Regions from separate parts of the Homo sapiens genome. Here region 1 is linked to region 2. A link is an interaction called in ENCODE POLR2A ChIA-PET data of the cell type or tissue named here. Cell type or tissue: Panc1. All regions are shown on one strand. Links, peaks and the distances in the headings refer to the core of each region. The heading gives the core; the rest is flanking DNA.

Region 1 (3,992 bases), core at 32-2,531, 140 kb after region 2:
TAATTATAAGATATTTTTAATTAAATATTTTTTTGTAAATATTATGTGTGTGTTTTTTTTTAATCTATGGGAATATTTCTTTTGGAAAATCATTTTTCAGCTCAATTACAGAGCTCTTGATATCTTGAATGTCTTTTCTGTTTGGCCTGGCTCTTAATTTGCTTTTGTTTTGCCCAGTATAGACTCGGAAGTAACAGTTATAGCTAGTGGTCTTGCATGATTGCATGAGATGTTTAATCACAAATTAAACTTGTTCTGAGTCCATTCAAATGTGTTTTTTTAAATGTAGATTGAAATCTTTGTATTTGAAGCATACATGTTGAAAATACACCTTATCAGTTTTTAAGTACAGGGTTTTATAGTGTAATATATACAGAGTAAGTGTTTGTTTTTGTTTTTCAACTGAGGTCAAAATGGATTCTGAATGATTTTGCATATGGGATGAGGAAATGCTTGGATCCTTAAGGAGTTTACGAAATCTGCTGTTTTATCAAAGTGAAAAAAAATTGCTTATTACTCTTCATTTTACACTAAAGCTTAATGTCACTAAGTTTCATGTCTGTACAGATTATTTAAATCATGGAAATGAAAAAAATGTTCTCTGCTTGCTACCAAAGGACAAACTCTTGGAAATGAACACTTTCTGCTTTCCTTCCTCCAAAGAATTAATAGGCAACAGTGGGAGAAAAAAAAGGCATAATGGCAAATCCTTCAAGCAGGGATAAAAGTCGATCTTCAAACATTAACTTAAGCAGACCAAAAATTCTGATGACCGCATCTAGATTATTTTTTTATAAAAATGATTTTCACTATAGCTATGTTACGCTAAGCTACTGTCCAATCTCTTGTGATGTGTAACTTTTACATGTGAATATTAAAGTAGATTTCTCTGTCTTGTACTGTGATTTCTGGTCTCATTTCTTTAAAACCTTACTCTTATTTTTCTTTTAAGGCTCTTTTTTCTCCTTAAGGAAGGTAATATTTTCTAGGTTAGATAGGACTATCAGGGTTTGTGAACATTATGCATTTAATGTTATGGGTACTTTACACACAAGTTAGATGGAATTTTTAGAGTGAAAGAATTAAGTAGGATTTAATTGGGTGCTTTGTAAATAGTCAACTGTGTGTATAACGTGGTCTGTTTGATTTTTAAAAGGAAAGGATTTGTTTCAGATTATACAAGAATAAAAGTATTATAGACCCAAGGGACTTCTTATGAGGTCAAATTCAGATATTTATATGAATATGAAATACCATGGTCCCTAGTAGTCAGTTGAAGTGGCAATGTCTAAACAGAAATGAACAAAACTAATGCTAGCAGGTTAAAATCAATCAAAATGTTTAAAAATTGATTCTGTCCTCAGCATGTTATTTCCTCAGCTCTGATAATTTACTGGTCTTGAGTATTTTGAGAATTTGATGTTGAACGTTATAAAGTCAAAGAACTGCTTGTTTAGATGAGGTTTATTTTTATTTTTGATATTATTCATTCTTGTCACACATCAAGAAGAAAACACTAGAGTGCTGCTGGAATTCCAAATCTGAAGAATTCTAACGACTGCATTCTTTGTTATTAAAAAGGGCACAATCCTTCCTTTTTATTTGGCAGTTTAATTTCAGTAGGAAGCATGTCACATGTGCACTGTTGGTTAGAATTATGCATCTGTCATGCCTGACTGCTGAACCCTACCTAAGCCTTTTGGCGCAGTTTAAAACTTATACTGGTGGACTGTGAACCTCAAAACAAATGGGTATTTTTGGGTTTTGAGGATAGATGTTACTCCTTAAAGTTTGTATTTGGGGCATGAAAAACTACTGAAAGAAGAAAAGTGCTACAGATACTACATTTCAAAGAGTTGGCATTTTCCCTTTGGCCACTCAAGCAGCATTTGATGTATCTAAAGAAACAAAGTCATTGTTTATTTTTTAAAAAATTATATGCAGTTGTACAAGATACTACATTCCATTGAAATGTTGGCTATGTCCTAACCAGGCAACCAGATAACAAAAACATTTTGAGTCTTTTATCTAGGTAGTTCTAATTATTCAGCTACTTAGTTTAACAAAGGAAAATATCCTGACTTCTCTCATTTCATTTGTAGACTTTTCATTGTATAGGCACAACCAAAGAGTCAGACTGGTTTAAAACTCCAGAAGGAAAAAAAGTATCCCACACAGTGGATGTTGTTTCTAAGAATGCTACAAAATCCTGACATCTCAGACATCTCAATGTTAAAGGAAGAAAAAAAATACCTTTTCATTTCAAAGAACTAATATACTTTGATATTGTGTAAACCTTACTCAAGTTTATTGTCAAGCTTTAACTGCCTTTTTAGAACTTTTTAAAATTTCGAGCCCACAAATCTATTGTATTAGTTGCCTTCTATAACAATAAATCTTCACTGAGCAAAAGGCTCTGGAGTTTGTGGTTTTTAATTGACTTTTACTGAGTTATGCAATTTTTCATTATCCAGAATGGGTCTCTTGATGGATCACCTCAATTATTTACAGTGTTTCTTACCATGTTATGAAAAGTGGCGATATGAATGGAAAGAAAATCTAGTTTGAATGCTGGAGAAAGCTTCTCTACTCTAGTCCCTGCTTAGGATAGGAAGCAATATTCCTAAAGAAGGCAGCAGGATGACGTCCAGGGAAAACTAATTAAAAAAAAAAAGTTAAACAATGCAGACAATTTATTTCACAGTAGTACAGAGCCAAATGAAACTGGCTCTGCCTTTCTAGCTGGTGCACTTTAATTATATATATGTTAATCAGCCTAGATAGCCTTTGGGTCTCGACAGGGCCAAACACCAAACCCTGCAGGCTTATGAGGAAGGAAAACCTTCCCGTTTCTGCTTTGCAAGTCCAGGAAATTAATTTAACCCGTCTCAGAATGAATCTTAATAGGGCTGCCCTCAGTAGGTATTCTTCAGACCCAGATGATTTCTTTCAATTACAACCCAGGATATTTTGCTAAAATATTAGTTATATTAATTAGAACCATTGCCCAAAAGGTTTTAGGATTGTAACTTTACTTACAGTTCTACCTTGAGCACTGATTTGATCGATACTTTAAAAGATATAACCCTTACAAACGAGAACTAATTTGTTCAAGGGAGACAACCCGCAGTCATATATACTTAATTGAAAATGCTCTCAAATTTGCTATGAATTTGTAAAGTGTGTTTTGCATTCAAGTGCCTCCTTCATATTTATTCATATTCTGGCTCCTGCTAAAAAGTTTTGCCTAAGTGTTAAAACTTAGGTCTCAACCACATTGCCAAAGGTTTTCTATACTTACCAAAGCCAAAGTAAGGCCATGGTGAGGCTGCTGGAGTTCCATCATTCATAAGTCTTCACAGTAAATCCACACATGGGATATGAAAAGAGCTGTAAAAATTGAAGTAACTTGAAAAGCCCCTCTGAGTCCATAAGAGTAAACACTTCAGTTTCTGGGGAAAGAAGAACAAAATGCATTATCTGTATTCCACTGGCTAAGATATAACTGAAGAGGAATTGAACTTAAAATGTTTAAATAAAGAGACCCATGAAAAATTTTCTACATGAACCCATGAAATTTTTTTTAATAAGAAACCTCACACTTTAGATGAGAATTTTCTAAGAGATTACATTAATATTAGCACAATATGCAAATTCCTGGTGAAACAAGGCACTATTATTTGCCTTTAGTTACTGTTTCCCAATTCTTTATGATATAAAATACCTATCAGGACTTTGGGCAGGCATATACAAGTCACATTTTAAAATGCTATCTTTTATTTCAAAGTTTAATTTCCGAAGGAAAGTATTGTACTTGTAGAGTTCTTCATGCAAGTTCATAGACTGTTTCTTAAGTATTTATTTAAATATCCTCTTAAATATTTTAAATGTTTTTCAAATACTACTTCCTTCATAAGGTTTAGCAGTTAATTGAGTGATTGTAGTTAAGTATGAGTGTGTATGTCTAAAAATAGTTCACCGACATACAGAAA
Region 2 (16,716 bases), core at 7,969-10,468:
CACGCCTATAATCCCAGTACTTTGGGAGGCCGAGGCGGGCGGATCCTGAGGTCGGGAGATCAAGACCATCCTGGCTAACACAGTGAAACCCTGTCTCTACTAAAAAAATACAAAAAATTAGCTGGGCGTGGTGGCGGGCACCTGTAGTCCCAGCTACTCGGGAGGCTGAGGCAGGAGAATGTCGTGAACCCGGAAGGCGGAGCTTGCAGTGAGCTGAAATTGTGCCACTGCACTCCAGCCTGGGTGACAGAGCAAGACTCCGTCTCAAAAAAGAAAAAAAAGAAAGAAAAAGAAAATATCAACCTCTCTGTCCTGAAGGCTTATTTGAGGAGTTGGGTTTGAAGAGTTGCCTTAATCATTAATCAGAGGAGCTTGTCAAGGGTTTCAGAGAAAAGGAACACTCCAGAAGAGACCAAAGCATAGAGTAACTGATAACAGGGGCATGATTACTAAGAGAGCCAAGGGGAATCTTCAGTGCAGTGGATCTCGACGTAGTTCAAGATCAGTTAAGTATATTTCATTTATATACCACCCCCCTTTGTGAATCCATTCATTCGGCCAGGTAGACCTAGTGTTTTCTAATGCTTATCTATTACTCCAGAAGACTCTATTTGCTTTGAGTTCCTAAATACATCAAGTCAGCAATCTCTAAAAACCTATATTAGAAAAATATTTACATTTAAGAATAGTCCCTCAATTTCACTTAATTTCTAGTGTGGATAGTTCAATCAACACTGATTGAGCCATCTACACTAGGAAAATTTTGGCATCTTGTGTTCTCTCGAAATTATATAGTTCTTTGATTCTTTTAGGCTAGAAGTTCTTCAAGTGATTCTGCGGCACATTGAAGTTGAAAACCACTGCTTTATACCTGTCAGGCAATGGAGCATGCACACTTACCCAGGCTCTCTTTGTTAGAACAGGCATTTCGGCTCAACTGTACAAATACTGCAAGAAAAAAAAACGGTTTTATGGCTGAATATTAACATTGAAAATGGCATATTTCTGTTGGTCATAAATACTCTCTCAAATGGGAAAACATTGTTAAATACTATGCACTTATAAACTTTCAGAGTAGTCAGCATTGTAAATAGTGGTGTTTTATAAACTATTTTCCAATACATTGCCAATGAAGACAATAGACAATAAGCTCCCAAGGGTCTTCATTCCCCTCCTGGGTCTCCCAGTGATAAGGACGCTAATAGGCTGAGATCTCACAGAATTTCAATAAGAGTGTCAGAGGTATTTGAACCAAAGCAACTCCATCTTGAATAGGGGTTGGGTAAAAAAAGACCGAGATCCCACTGGGCTGTATTCCCAGGTGGTATTACTCACAAGATGAGATGGGAGGTCGGCACAAGATACAGGTCATAAAGACCTTGCTGATAAAACAGCATGCGGTAAAAGAAGCTACCAAATCCCACCAAAGTCAAGATGGCAAAGAAAGTGACCTCTGGTTGTCCTCACTGCTCATTATATGCTAATTATAATGCATTAGCATGCTAAAAGACACACCCAACAGCATCATGACAGTTTACAGATGCCATGGCAACATCAGGAAGCTACCCTATATGGTCTAAAAGGGGGAGGAAACCTCAGTTCCGGGAACTGTCCACCCCTTTCCCAGAAGACTCATGAAGAATACACCCCTTGTTTAACATATAACCAAGAAATAACTGTTAAGTATTATCCGTGGAGCAGCCCAAGCTGCTGCTCTGTCTGTGGAGTTGCCATTCTTTATTCCTTTGCTTTCTTAACAGATTTGCTTTCAATAAACTTGCTTTCTTAATAAACTTGCCTGGAATACTTTCTTGTGTGAGATCCAAGAGCCTTCTCTTGGGATCTGGATTGGGCCCCTTTCTGATAACAAGAATTCACTTTTCTGTGTATGACAGGTGAGAGGATGGCCCCCGGGAAGAAAGTTTGGAAAAAGTCTCCTGGACCGGAAGCGGAAGGGAGGGAGGGAGAGAGGGAAAGAGGAAGTGGGGAAAAAAGACCTGAGATGTAGATTCTTGACCACAGGCAAGTCCTTCATGGTCCTTTTCCTGGCAGATCTTAGACATCTCATGTGCTTTGCCCAGTTCTCACTGTTGATGCCTAGAAATTAATGGTTTCATAGTGGGATAATGCCATTCCTCTGAAGTCTAGGTCTGATACCCATCAGCAGTATTTAAAACCACACAACCCTTTTTGAAATACCAAAATAGCTAAGCCGAATAAAAAATATAAACTTTGACAGGCAAACTAAGATGCTTTCATGCATTTTATGCTAAAACCGTACCAACTCTCCGTAAAACTCTTTACCTGCGTTCGCCCCATCCCCTGGTTCGCATTGTTCTCAGTAATGAAGACCTCCTTGCCTATCACTAACACCAATTAGCTTACACCAAACTTCAGGACGCCAAGGAAAAGGAAAAATCACTCTTCCAGCAGCGGTCATTTAAGAAAAAAAAAAATTGATAATAATGTGGAACTCCCTCCAAAATTAGCCTACACCGTGATATAAATTGGTTTTCTTTGTGATCTAAAATTGACTCGCAGTTGACTAGTTAGAAAATAGTTGCTGAAAAGCCGGGGCCTTGGAGCTTTCGGATCCTGCCCGCCTTTCATCATGTAAACAAACGCATCAGATTTAAAGCTTTCCCATAATTGTTATGCTAACCTTGGAGCGCAACCTCTCCATTTGCATTTGAAGGAGCTAAATATTAGGCAGGAAAGAAAGTGCTCTTTTTGAAAGCCTGAGAAAATGTCCCCGCTCGGGGCTGCTCCGCCATCTGGGCCGCGGGCTGGGCGCGCGGCTCCCGCCCCCAGCTCCTTGGCAGAGGCGCCGGAGGAAGGGGCGCCGCGAAGGGCCGTCATCTTGTTGGAAAAGAATGCAGAAATGCCCCCCTAAGGCTGAATGAGCACCACTTCCACACTCAGGGCGGGGGAGGCCGGGGGACGTGGGAGCGGCGCGCCAGGAGCGAGGCGTCCCTGGTGACAGCGCGTCCCGAGGGCTCTCCCTTTTCCCAGAGCGCATACCAAAGGCAGACTCCTTTGCAGGCTCCACGAGCCCCATTCGCGGTGGAAAGGGGCGTTCCAGACTGCAGGGTGAGGGGCTCCGGTGTGTGTGTGGTGTGTGTGGTGTGTGTGTGTACGCGCGCGCACGCCCTTAAGGAAAAATCCATCTTTTATAAGTGCTGTGGCCCACTTTTAACTGGATCTCGTGGAGTACTCAGATACAGCCGGTATAGTGAAGGCTAATAGCATCAGCACACTTTCGCGCATTAATCTTGGAGTAATTAAAAATAAAAACAGTGAGCTATGGGGTTTTGTTAAACAAGGGAGAAAAAAGGTTCCAACCTCCCATCAGCCTATTCTGGGGGAATCCAGAGAGCCCATGCATCCCTCTACCTTTCCATGCAACCTGCACACAAAGCATGTCTATCGGGAGTCACGGGGAAAATCATTCCTGGGAGAATATCTAGGGCATCATAAACCAGAACAGAGCTGGAGGGGGATAAGATGCTGCTAGATTGAAAGAATGTAATTATTTTCTTTCACCACTTCTCATTTTAATCTCATTTCTAATATAACTCAAAGGTGCTTTGATTTTAAAATGATTTTTCTGCTGTCAGAATTAGCATTTTTCACTAGTCCTAGGAGACATTCCAGAGGAGAACGGCATTTTTATTTTCCTTTTCTCCCCCCATGATTTCACAAAGGCTTCTCATGCATCGCTGGACTGTATTACAAAGTTAGGGGATTTTTTTCCCTCTCCTCAAAGGAAGATCATTGAGGCTGCAAGTAACCCTGGTAGCTGCTAGGAGATGGAATTCTTCAGGCTAAAACTGCATGTTGCACAAATAACTGGCAAAAAGAGGAATGCAGGGCAGCACTTGAGTCCTCCACAGGAGCAGAAAAGATGCAGGAGTGACCCTGCAGAAAATATTGGGATAAAAAAAGGACAGTTTTTTGTTTTTCTTAGCCATAAACTAAATATCAGTGTTTGACAAGTCTCTAAAATGCACCAGTTGCTATTCATTCTATTTACTTCATAAGTATTTATTAAGGGCTACGTGTTTTGTTTGTTTGGTTCTTAGGAGTCAGAACTTGGCCTCAGGCAGACCTGGGTTCTCACACTTAATTACCTTAGAGGCCCCAAAACAGTTACTTAGCCTTGCTGAATCTCAGTGTTTTCATCTGTAAAATGGGTGTTTTGTGCCCATCTCAGGGGACTATTTTCAGGATTAAAAAGCTCAGTGCCTAGCACATAGTACAAGCACCCCATAAATCATCTTCATCATCATTGTGGTCACTGTCTTGTCTCTGAAGACTTTAAAAGGATCTTTTATAACTTAAATGAAGCAAATGAAGAAAGCATCCAAACATATTTATTTGCTGCCAAATTCTTTTCTAGCTGCTGGAGATAAACAGCTCCTTTGTAGAGGGTAGACAATGAAGGTGGAGGGGAGGATAGGATGAAAGGGGTCCTCAGCCCTGGTTGCACATTTGAATCACCTGGAAAGATTTTGCAAAACCAAGTCCCACCTGTTTGCATGGAATAGCACCTAGGCATTGTTTTTCGTGGTGTTGTTTTCAATTCCCAGGTGATTCTAATGTACAATCAGGGTTAAAAAACACTAACTTAGAAGCTGTCACCATTATCCAAGTGAGAGATGCTGGTAGCTTTTATCAGAGTGATAGAAGTGGAGATGCTCAGAGATGGTCATAGTCAGGACACGTATTAGAGGTAGAAGCAAATCAACCTGCTAATGGATTGAAAGTGATGAGGATGGGTGGGGAGACAAAGAGGAATCAGGAACCCCCTAGTTTGGGACGACAGTACAGATGATGATTCCATTTCCCAGGATGGAGAAAATGAAGGGAATACAGGCTGGGGAATGGAAACCATAGAGCTGAAGACTGGCACAAAAATACTGACCATGTTATGTATGAGATGCTTATTGGACATATATTAATATAACATTAACCTAATTTGTAAGTGGACGAATCCAGCAGGCAGTTGATTTGCAAAGAAGCCAGAACACTAAATGTCATGTGTCTGAGCACTGCCAAAAAAAACTTTCTGTGAAGATGAAAATACTCTAAATCTGCACTGTCCAATACAGCAGCCACCAGCCACGTGTGCGTATTGAGCATCTCAAATCAGGTTAGGCTGGTGTGGCTGAGGAACTGAATTTTAATTTTATTTTATTTTAATTGGCTTAAATTTAAATAGCCATATGTGGCAGGTGGCTATCCTATTTGACAAATTAGGTATGTATTGATGATTCCCATCTTTATGTATTTGGCCTGAACTACTTCTTTCAGAATCTGACTTCTCACCACTTGCCCTAGTAACAGGTCAAAGCCACTATCATCTGCAGTCTAGAGTATTGCAACAGCCTCCTACTGTTTACAATGTCCTCCGCCCACTCTTGTCACTTCTATTATATATTCTCAAAACAGCAGCCAAAATGATCTTCACAACCTGATGTTCATTTATCATGAAAATCATACCAGGTATTTCCTCTACTTAAAGCCATATAATGACTCCCCATCTTGACACAGTAAAACCCAAAGTCCTTCCAATAGTCCACAAAAAAGCCCCCTCTTTGTCTCTCTAACACTGCTTCACACTTTTCTGTTCCTACTGTAGCAGTTTTCACCATCTGTTGTACTGTATAATTAACTCAGTTATTTTATTTATTGTCCGTCTCCGTCTTAGTAGAAAGTAGTCTCCCTTAGGGTGGGGATTTATGACTATTTTGTTTACTATTTTATCCTCTGGTACCAAAAACACGGTACCCTGATACATATTAGGCACTCAGTACACACTTATTGAATGACTGAGGCAGCATATAGATAATAGATACTCAGCCAGGTTAACCAGAGAGAAAGGCTGTAGACAGAAAATAGGAGAGGCTCCAGGATTGAGCCCTGGGCCATCCAACATTCAGAACCTCACTGTCCAATATGGAAGCCCTGGGCCATCCAACATTCAGAACCTCACTGTCCAATATGGCAGCCATATGTGGCTATTTTAGAACTTTTGAAATATGCTCATCCCAACTGAGATGTACGGTTAAGTCACAGGATTTTGAAAACTTAAGTATTTATTTTTAAAAGAAGAATGCAAAGTATCTCAATTATATCGATTACTTATTGAAATTACAGTATTTGTATATATTGAATTACATATAATATTAAAATCAATTTTATTGATTTTTTACATTTTTAACATGTAAATTAAATACTAGGATACTGAATATCACATATGTGGCTCGTGTCATATTTCTATTGGACACACTGGTTTAGAGAATGGGAAGAATAGCCAGCAGGGGATTCTGTCCAGTGAGATAGGAGAAAACAGGAGGCAAGCGTGGTGCATAAAAGATTACAGAAATAATTGTTTCATATAGGAGAGAACAGCTAAACAGATTGAATGAATGAGATACAGATGGAGAACTGACCAAGGGATTTGCCAAAATGAAGATTATTCTTAGTCTTGACAAGAGTGGTTTCAGTGAAGTTGTGTGGATGGGAGCCCTACTGGAGAGGGTTTGAAGTCAGTATGAAAAGTGAAGACGTAGAGACAACCAACATAGACAACCCAATCAAAAATGTTTTGCTCTGAGAAGTTGTGGTTGCTGGAGGTAAACAGAGGAAAAAAAATTTAATGGGAGATATTTTTTAAGAATATTTGACAACTGAAGGAAATGATCCAGGAGAGAGAAACCTGAATTGGAAAATCTTGGCTAACTACATATAATATAGAAACACGGCACTTTAAAACTGAACAGGCCCTTGAAGATCATCTTCGACAAACATTTTGCATTACGGCTAAGAATTCTGAGGTTCATACAGGTGAATGATCAATGTCATACATCACAGCTGAAACCAGAATCAGAAATAACATCTACAAATGAACACTTGCTTGAATTGAGTTCATTTCTGCAGAGACAAACATTTTCAAATTCTAATATATTTGACCCACTTTTTGCCTTATAAAGCACGATATTTCCATAATTTCTAGTGGTTCATTAAGAGCTAACATTAAGTGCAGTGGTGCAATCTCGGCTCACTGCAACCTCTGCCTCCTGGGTTGAAGTGATTCTCCTGCCTCAGCCTCCCAAGTAGCTGGGATTACAGGCACACGTCCCTATGCTCAGCTAATTTTTGTATTTTTAGTAGAGACAGGGTTTCACTATGTTGGCCAGGCTGGTCTCAAACTCCTGGCCTCAAGCAATCCACCCGCCTTGGCCTCCCAAAGTGCTGGGATTACAGGCATGAGTCACTGGCCTTATGTGTCAATTATTTTTAATTGATACATAATAATTGCACACATTTATGGGATACAGAGTGTTATTTCAATATAAGTATACAATGAGTAATAATAAAATCAGAGTAATTAGCATATACATCATTTCAAACATTTATCATTTCTTTGTGTTGAAAACATTCAAAATCTGCTCTTCTAGCTATTTGAAAATATACAATAAATTGTTAATTACTGTCACCCTATAGTACTATAGAACACTAGAACCTATTCCTTTTATCTAGCTGTGATTTTGTATTTATCAACCAACTTTTGGCTATCCCTCACTTCCCAGCCTCTAGTAAGCACTGTTCTACTCTCTACTTCTATAAAATAAACTTTTTTTAGCTTCTGTATAAGATTAAGAATATGCAATATTTGTTGTTCTGTGCCTGGCTTATTTCACTTAATGTAATGTCCTCCAAGCTCGTCCATGTTGCATTGAATGACAGGATTTTGTTCTTATTTATGACTGAATAGTATTCCATTGTGTACATTTACATACCACATTTTCTTTATCCATTCATCCATTCATGCACACAGGTTGATTTCATGTCTTGGCTATTGTGAGTAGTGCTACAATAAACATGGAAGTGTATATATCTCTTTGATATATTGATTTCCTTTACTTTGGATATATACCCAGTAGTTGGATTGCTGGATCATGTGATAGTTCTATCTGAAGTTTTTGAGGAAACTTCATACTGTTTTCCATAATAATTGTATTAATTCACATCCCCACCAACAGTGTATGACAGTTTTCCCTTCTCTGCATTCTTGGTTAATTTTTTTCTTTTTGGTAATAGCCATTCTAAGTAGGATGAGATGATATTTCATTGTAGTTCTGATTTGCATTTTCCTGATGATTAGCAATGTCAAGGACTTTTTCATATACCTGTTGGCCATTTGGTTTTTTTTTTGTTTGTTTCTTTGTTTTTTGTTTTTTTGAGGCAGAGTCTCCCTCTGTCACCCAGGCTGGAGTATAGTGGCACAATCTTGGCTCACTGCAACCTCCACCTCCCGAGTTCAAGCAGTTCAGCCTCCTGAGTAGCTCGGACTACAGGCACATGCCACCACACCCAGCTAATTTTTGTATTTTTTGTAGAGACAGGGTGTCACCATATTAGTCAGGCTGGTCTCGAACTCCTGACCTCAGGTGATCCACCTGCCTTGGCCTCCCAAAGTGCTGGGATTACAGGCAAGAGCCACCGTGCCCGGCCCTTTTGGCCATTTGTATATCTTCTTTTGAGAAATGTCTCCTCATTTGCCCATTTTCTTATAGTCTGGATAATTCCCATGTTAGATGCAGTAAATTTGGTTTTCTGCTTATCCTGAGGTCAAAAAAACATGTTTATCCAAACCCTATTGAAAATCTTTAAATGTCTTGTTTTCCTTTCCTTACCATGTAGGAAATTGAACATAATTTGATATTTTTAATGAGTCAATATTTTTCAGTGCCTCAGAGCATCACGTTCAATAAAATTTCACTATATATCTAGCACTTCAGGTGTAGATATATAGTGAATATAGGGAGGGATATTTTACATTGTTTATTTCTATAAACTTCATAGTATAATACCATACTTATTTTATTTGATTTTTTTTCTCAAAAAGGTGAGGTAGAATACAGTGTCAGGTAAGGAGGTTACCTGTTAATTCAAGTCTTACCACCTTTTTTCTATCTCTTGAACACTAAAATGATACAATACTGCTAACTCATCAAAATACAACATCTGTTAAGGGGTTTGGGTTTGCGGTTTTGTTTTTGTTGTTGTTACATTGCTGATGTGTTTGTGGTGATTTTTCCACATCCCTCACTTAGAAATTGTTATGAACAGTAATACATCTTCACAAGATGACTACGCTGAGTTGAGTCATTCTGTGGCCACAAAGAGGCATGCTTTCACATACAAGTGGACTCAGATGAATTACTTGGTATCACAGAAGAAAGATATATGTGAACTTGACCACATACCTTTTTTCCACTCTAGTTCCACATCAGTACCGATCCTTCCCCAGTCCAAGGCTGATCCTTATATCACACCTTATTTGTTTTCTCACAGTACACACTAGCTCAGGTCTCACCAGCTATAAACTTTCCTTACCCCTTCCTTACTGCATATCTTCCTTTTGCTACCACACCTCTGGAAAAAAGTACTTTGCATCCACTGTCTCTGATTCCTCCTAATTTTCCATGTAGAGACCCTTCTCAGTCTTTATTTTTCTTAATTTCCCAGGGGTCTCTGACATAGTTGAATCTTTCATCTGGAAACTAACTCTCTAACTCTCTTCTCTAAACTACCATTTTACCTTTTCCTTTTTCCCTCTTTTTTTTTTTTTTTTTTTTTTTTTTTTGGAGACAGAGTCTTGCTCTGTCACCAGGCTGGAGTGCAGTGGCGCGATCTCAGCTCATTGCAAACTCCACCTACTGGGTTCAAGCGATTCTCTTGCCTCAGCCTCCCTAGTAGCTGGGATTACAGGCATGTGCCACCACGCCTGGCTAATTTTGTATTTTTAGTAGAGACGGGGTTTCTCCATGTTGGTCAGGCTAGTCTCAAACTCCCGACCTCAGGTGATCCGCCCTCCTTGGCCTCCCAAAGTGCTGGGATTACAGGCATGAGCCACTGCGCCTGGCCAATTTTTTGTATTTTTAGTAGAGACGGGGTTTCGCCATGTTGGCTAAGATGGGTTTCGACCTCTTGACCTTGTGATCTGCCCGCCTCGGCCTCCCAAAGTGCTGGGATTACAGGCATGAGCCACCGTGCGTGGCCAACCTTTTCCTCTCTTTTCTCCTCCTTCCCCTCTGCCCACTTCTTGGTCTCCCTCACTAGTTCTTCCCTGTGTGCTGCCTGAAGATCTGTCTTCCCAGAGTTTCAACCTCAGGCCTCTCCTCCCCTTCTTCTACTCTCTGTGAGTTATTTCATCCACTTCCCAAGCCCTAATTACCACCAATACCCTGAACTCAGAAGTTTCTTGAGCTCCAAGTGCATATATTTAGTAATCTCTGGGCATCTCTACCTGGATGTCCTGGGAGTTACCTCAAAATTACTACATCTCAAATCAAACCCATTGGCCAAGCTGTTTCCTCATGAATTACTGGAACCAACCAGTTACCTAGTCACCCAAGCCAGAAATCTCATAGTTCCTTTCAATCCTGCTTTCCCTTCAACTCCTGCAGTCAACTGATTTTACCTTAAGAACTGATAACAATCTGCAGATTTATATTTATGTTTTTATACATTTATATATTTGTAAAAATACACTTTTCCTCAAATCTGGTATGTGGCGTTCGTTTAGATGGTCACCCTTTTCTTCTGGTTTTCCTCTTTCCAGTTGTTCAATAGGGAGTTGCTCCTCCTTTCCCATCCTGCACATTGTTTCCAGGCTCATCTTTCCAAAACTCCAGAACACAAATTTGAACTATTATTGCTCTTCCTGAAAACTTTTGTGGGCCACCTTCCCCACCCCCACCATGGAATAACGTTCAGAATATTTGTCAGAGCACGTCATGTCCTCACATCTCGCTTTAGCCTGCCAACCCCAATGCCTCTGCACATGCTCCTACCACAATGCTCACTCTCCCTGCCCGACACACCCCTGGCTACCTCCCCACCTGGAGCTCCTACTCCACCTTCCAGACATCTGGTCAAAACCTCTTTTATAGCATTCATTACAATGCATTATAATTATTAGTTTGCACGTCTCCCATGACATTGTCTTGTCATTATTAAATGACATAAGCTGCTTAAAAAACAGGGAGCCTGTTTTTCTCACTGTTGTATTTACACCGTATAGCATCATACTTGGTTGGTGTAAGATGTGTTGGACTTGAATGACTTAGTGGTGTACTCTGTCTCAGTGAGAGAACCGATCTGGTCTAATGAGCTAATCTTCATTGCCTACCCTGTTGACAGGTTTCCTCCCAGACACAAGAGACAGGTGATTTCTGCCTTCAGACACAGTGTGTCTTCCTGATTTGTGACAAGAGGAACAGCCCCCCGTTTTCTTCATTCTTCCCAGGAGAATAAATTGCATTACACAACTGTGGGGTCGACATGCTTTATCAAGGGCATACTTTGTTGATCTGTTCCAATCTTCCTTGTCTCTCCTGTTCGTTCTCTGAGCCTGTCAGCCCTTTTTCAAAAGTGAAAACACCACAAAACATTTCTGTAATAACATGGTGTATATTATCACATTAGCTACAGTTATAATAAAAGTGGCTACATAATCAGATTATACTTTCCTCATAGCCATAGGAATAATGGTGCTTTATCAGGAAATGTGTATAACCAAATGGAAACTCACTAATGCAACAGGAAATTATCAAACATAATATAATTCAGGAGTCTCAAACTGCTAGTGTCTCAGTAGGTATAGGGGAAAAAAAATCTATTTTACTGTAATGAAACTCTTAAAAGAGACCTGCTTATTACTTTTGTAAAAAGTGCTCAGCATATGTTTTCTCCTTATGCAATGATTTCTTGTTTTGTTTTGTTTTTACTTGAATGCTATTTGTGAATTTTTGTTGAATATCGGAAGAATACAAAAATTATCAGTGGTTAAGGTAAAAAGTCATTCAATTTTTAAAAATATGGACTCATACTTTCAAACTGCTAAGAAGGTTTCCAAACAGCTTCTGTAAGTATAATCCACATAACAAAATATCAGTACCCTATGTATTGTGAAAAGTGACAAGCTTTCTACTTGTGTGCACAAACAGATAAGCAAGACGATACATAGCACGTCATTTAGCCAGTGCTCAAATTCTACCCAAAAATTAACTTTGATTTACATCCAAAACCATAAACAAATATACAAAATCTATGTAGTTGCGATTTTTGCCTTTGCTAAACACTTGTTTCATGATAGCCATAGTATCAAATTCAAATAAAAAATTAAATGACTTTTCTGCTTCATAATAAATCAAACTCTTGCTGGAATTTAAAGGAAGTACAAAGAGTTTATTTTACATTCTCGAAAAAATTCTCCACTAGTCCAGGATTAGGGAAAGAGAGACTAAATCAAGGGACAAGGCAGAAATTCAGTCCAAAGACATATTTCCTATGCCATCTCTATGTATGTGCATATGTATATACATGTTGATAGATGGTATATATATGTAATAGCTGTATAGATGGATACCTATTAATACAATATATACATAAATATGTCTATATTAATATCACATATAAATATTTATACATAAATAGAATATATTTTATATACTAGTAATATGTGTTAATTATTTTATATTAATAATTATAATTATTGATTATAAATGTGTTATTATAGTTGATAAAGGTGATATATTAGTGTATATTATAAATGTGGTATATATACTACGTAATATACAATATGTATATATTGGATAATATTATGTGCATAATGAGTAAGTGGCGATCTCCCACACTGGGAACTCTGAAGGAGAGAAGTTTGTTTAAATGAGCTCTTCAGTGGCCTACTCTACTGAGGTGCAGACCTCTTCTGACCTGAATTTCCAACCTATGAGAACATAGGTTTCAACAACTGAAGCCATGTGAAGGCACTTAGGATAGACTGGAAATACTCATTTCCACCACTTGGGCCTTTTGGCTATTTTGTTTCCTATCCTGTCTTGTTTCCTACCAGAACATCTCTGCTTTTCAGTCTCAGTATCTGATTTGACCTTGGGGGGCTGCAGCCATGTGAACCAGCCCAGCAGCCACCCTTCCACTGATGGCACAGCTGTTCTCCCCTCCAACATCTAAATGTAGCACAAAAGGAGAATGAGATTTGGTAACAATAAAACCAGATACATTGGTTTATAGTTTTAAAAATCATGCTATTCCATGGCAATCATTAAAAAGTCAGGAAACAACAGGTGCTGGAGAGGATGTGGAGAAATAGGAACACTTTTACACTGTTGGTGGGACTGTAAACTAGTTCACCCATTGTGGAAGTCAGTGTGGCGATTCCTCAGGGATCTAGAACTAGAAATACCATTTGACCCAGCCATCCCATTACTGGGTATATACCCAAAGGACTATAGATCATGCTGTTGTGAAGACACATGCACACATATGTTTATTGAGGCATTATTCACAATAGCAAAGACTTGGAACCAACCCAAATGTCCAACAATGATAGACTGGATTAAGAAAATGTGGCACATATACACCATGGAATACTATGCAGCCATGAAAAATGATGAGTTCATGTCCTTTGTAGGGACATGGATGAAATTGGAAATCATCATTCTCAGTAAACTATCGCAAGAACAAAAAACCAAACACCGCATATTCTCACTCATAGGTGGGAATTGAACAATATCACATGGACACAGGAAGGGGAATATCACACTCTGGGGACTGTTGTGGGGTGGGGGGAGGGGGGAGGGATAGCATCGGGAGATATACCTAATGCTAGATGACGAGTTAGTGGGTGCAGTGCACCAGCATGGCACATGTATACATATGTAACTAACCTGCACAATGTGCACATGCACCCTAAAACTTAAAGTTAATTAAAAAAAAAATCATGCTATTCCAAACAACTTTACTGTGTCATTCCACATGGCAACTTGGAGATTGGTGGGGGTGTCTGGAGACTATAGGGAGAAATAAGAGCCAATGTAGGATGGGGACAGGTGGTGTTATAGGATGGCGACAGGTGGTATTAATTGAAAATTATATATCAAGGAAAAAATCATCTTGGTCTGTAGTTTGAGAACAAAGCCAAAGGAATAAACAAACACCGCAGGAAGTGTCTTTGTATATGCAGAATCAAGATAGAAAACCAGTTTTCTATCCTTCAGAACAAACCCTTTATCCTCGTAGACGGGAAGTAATCAAGATTCCGTAAACATCTCCAACGTCTCCAACAGTTCCTGACTACCCAGCTTCTTCTCTTTTGTCACTAGTTACCATTGCCTTGGTCATTTCAATGCATTTCTGTCCAGATTTGGACTCCCTGCCTTCCTTTACGCAATTGATGATACTGTTTCTCAGAGCACTGTAGCCCCTACAAGCCAGATCTTGGTAGAGGACCCCCATGTCGGGGAGGCCACACAATAAATGTGGAGCAGAGAAGTCACACGGAAACTCACGCAAGTTACATTACGCTTAAATATCCTGATTTGATGAGGTACAGATTTGTAATGAATCGTCACCCCCTTAATAATATTGGCTTTGGCCGGGCGCAGTGGCTCACGCCTGTAATCCCTGCACTTTGGGAGGCCGAGGTGGGTGGATCATGAGGTCAGGAGATCAAGACAACCCTGGCTAACACAGTGAAACCCCGTCTCCACTAAAAATACAAAAAATTAGCTGGGTGTGGTGGCGGGCGCCTGTAGTCCCAGCTACTCGGGAGGCTGAGGCAGGAGAATGGCGTGAACCCAGGAGGCAGAGCTTGCAGTGAGCCGAGATCGCACCACTGCACTCCAGCCTGGATGACAGAGAGAGACTCTGTCTCAAAGAAAAATAAATAAATAAATAATGATAATAATAATACTGGCTTTTTATATCTCAAGCCCAGAATTTAAAAAGTCTTGTATTAGAACCATTCAGTTAAGGTTACAGGAGGACAAGTCACAAAGACACAGACTTCATTTGTCCTGTCTTTTTGTATTTTGTGCATCAAAAAATCCTTAAGCACAGAAATCACTCTGAAAATGCTCTGCCTGGCTATCAATGGCCCAGAGATTCAGAGTAAAGGCTCTGCTACCATAATGCTTCTGTCTGATCCCTGGCTCATGCATTTTAAAGGGGCCGGACCTTGGCATTTAATTTAAACTCTGTATACTTTAACCTCCTCATCTGGAAATGAGGGGTAGTAGTCATAATAATAATAGCCATATGGACTTATTATGAATATTAAATAAGACAATATGTGTGATGCGCTTGGTACAGTGCAGGGCATGAAGTAGTAAATGTTGGTTTTTATGACTTAAATAATGTATTGCTGGTAATAATGATCACTATTGTTCATTCACAATTAATATTAAGAATAAATATGTTATTTATTCTTTATATTGTCAAATATGTTTTGCTTAAAGTTTAGTATTATTGCTAAAATATGTAGCAGTCTTTGTGTTATTTCAGCTATCACAAAGAATATATTTTGTATAATCATTCTAAGGAAACAATGGGCCGGGCGCGGTGGCTCAGGCCTGTAATCCTAGCACTTTGGGAGGCCGAGGCGGGTGGATTACCTGAGGTCAGGAGTTCGAGACCAGCCTGGCCAACATGGTGAAACCCAATCTCTACTAAAAAGACAACAAATTAGCCAGGCGTGGTGGCGGACACCTGTAATCCCAGTTACTTGAGAGCCTGAGGCAGGAGAATCACTTGAACCCGGGAGGCGGAGGTTGCAGTGAGCCGAGATCGCGCAACTACATTCCAGCCTGGGCAACAAGAGCGAAACTCCATCTCAGAAAAAAAAGGAAACAAAAACATGAATAACTTCCAGACATAAGCCTATGGATGCCAAACAGCTTCATAGAGTCACATATGGCTGCAATGATTTCCCATCGTTTCTCCTGTCTCTGCTCCACTATGAAAATCTTGTCAATTAACCTATATCATGTCTAAACCCAAGGTATCCCTGGTCACCTAGGATCTTTAATCACTGTGGTTCAAAGTAAGCACAGGCTTCTGAGACAGAAGAAATACTAGCTTTTGCTTTTTGAAACCCAGAAGTGCATTTCTCTACTTCCACAGAGAAATGGTCCCAAATGTAGCAGGAAGAACACGGACTGCACCAGGACTGTGGATGGACCTGGAGGGGACAAGCTGGTGGTAGAGTGAGGATGCTGAACATATGGGAAAGTGCCCTAGAGTCCGAGGCTTTCAGCAGGTCTCTCCTTGAGAGATGGGGCCATAGTTGGGGAGAGAAACTGGAGGAAATTTTATATAGAACTTAGAGTAGGCAAAAAAGCATGATGTTATTAGAGGTTAGACCCTTCAGTTGAATAGATTCTACAGTAGACACAGGCTCTGATTTAAAAAAAAAATGGACATATAGGAGTATTCATTGCACGCTAAGTTAGTTTTAAAATGTGACTGAGGCCAGGTGCGGTGGCTCATGCCTGTAATCCTAGCACTTTGGGGAGGCCAAGGTGGGTGGATCACCTGAGGCCAGGAGTTCAAGACCAGCCTGGCCAACATGCCGAAACATGTCTTTACTAAAAATACAAAACATTAGGCTGGGCTTGGTGGTGGGCGCCTATAATCCCAGCTATTCGGCTGAGGCAGGAGAATAGCTGCAACCTGGGAGGCAGAGGCAGCAGTGAGCTGAGATCGGCCCATGGCCCTCCAGCCTGGGCAACAGAGCGAGACTCTATCTCAAAAAAAATAAAATAAAATAAAATAAAATAAAATAAAATAAAATAAAAAGTGACTAAGTAGAAACAGTTAGGTCTTGGCCCCAAATTTGGGGCA

What was found. Peaks named below come from ENCODE experiments on the same cell type or tissue, not always from the same donor. Only the 100,000 strongest peaks of a DNase experiment are listed, where the experiment ranks them.
Region 1: POLR2A ChIA-PET joins it to region 2 with 23 read pairs; 6 of 35 experiments call an interaction of 5 or more read pairs at or near these places.

The regions. Positions count from the first base shown.
Region 1 is chr6:19,839,786-19,843,777 of GRCh38, forward strand. ID4 (inhibitor of DNA binding 4) reads left to right here. Exons shown (of 3, transcript NM_001546.4): 3 at 1-2,412. Among named protein-coding and RNA genes, the nearest start is that of ID4, 4.4 kb to the left of the region's middle. In Panc1, for the core only: no CTCF peak of the experiment used is centred there; no DNase peak of the experiment used is centred there; H3K27ac peaks cover 1,740 bases.
Region 2 is chr6:19,688,927-19,705,642 of GRCh38, forward strand. No RefSeq gene overlaps it. Among named protein-coding and RNA genes, the nearest start is that of LNC-LBCS, 110 kb to the right of the region's middle. RefSeq lists an enhancer at 2,502-3,005. In Panc1, for the core only: no CTCF peak of the experiment used is centred there; a DNase peak (open chromatin) is centred at 9,167.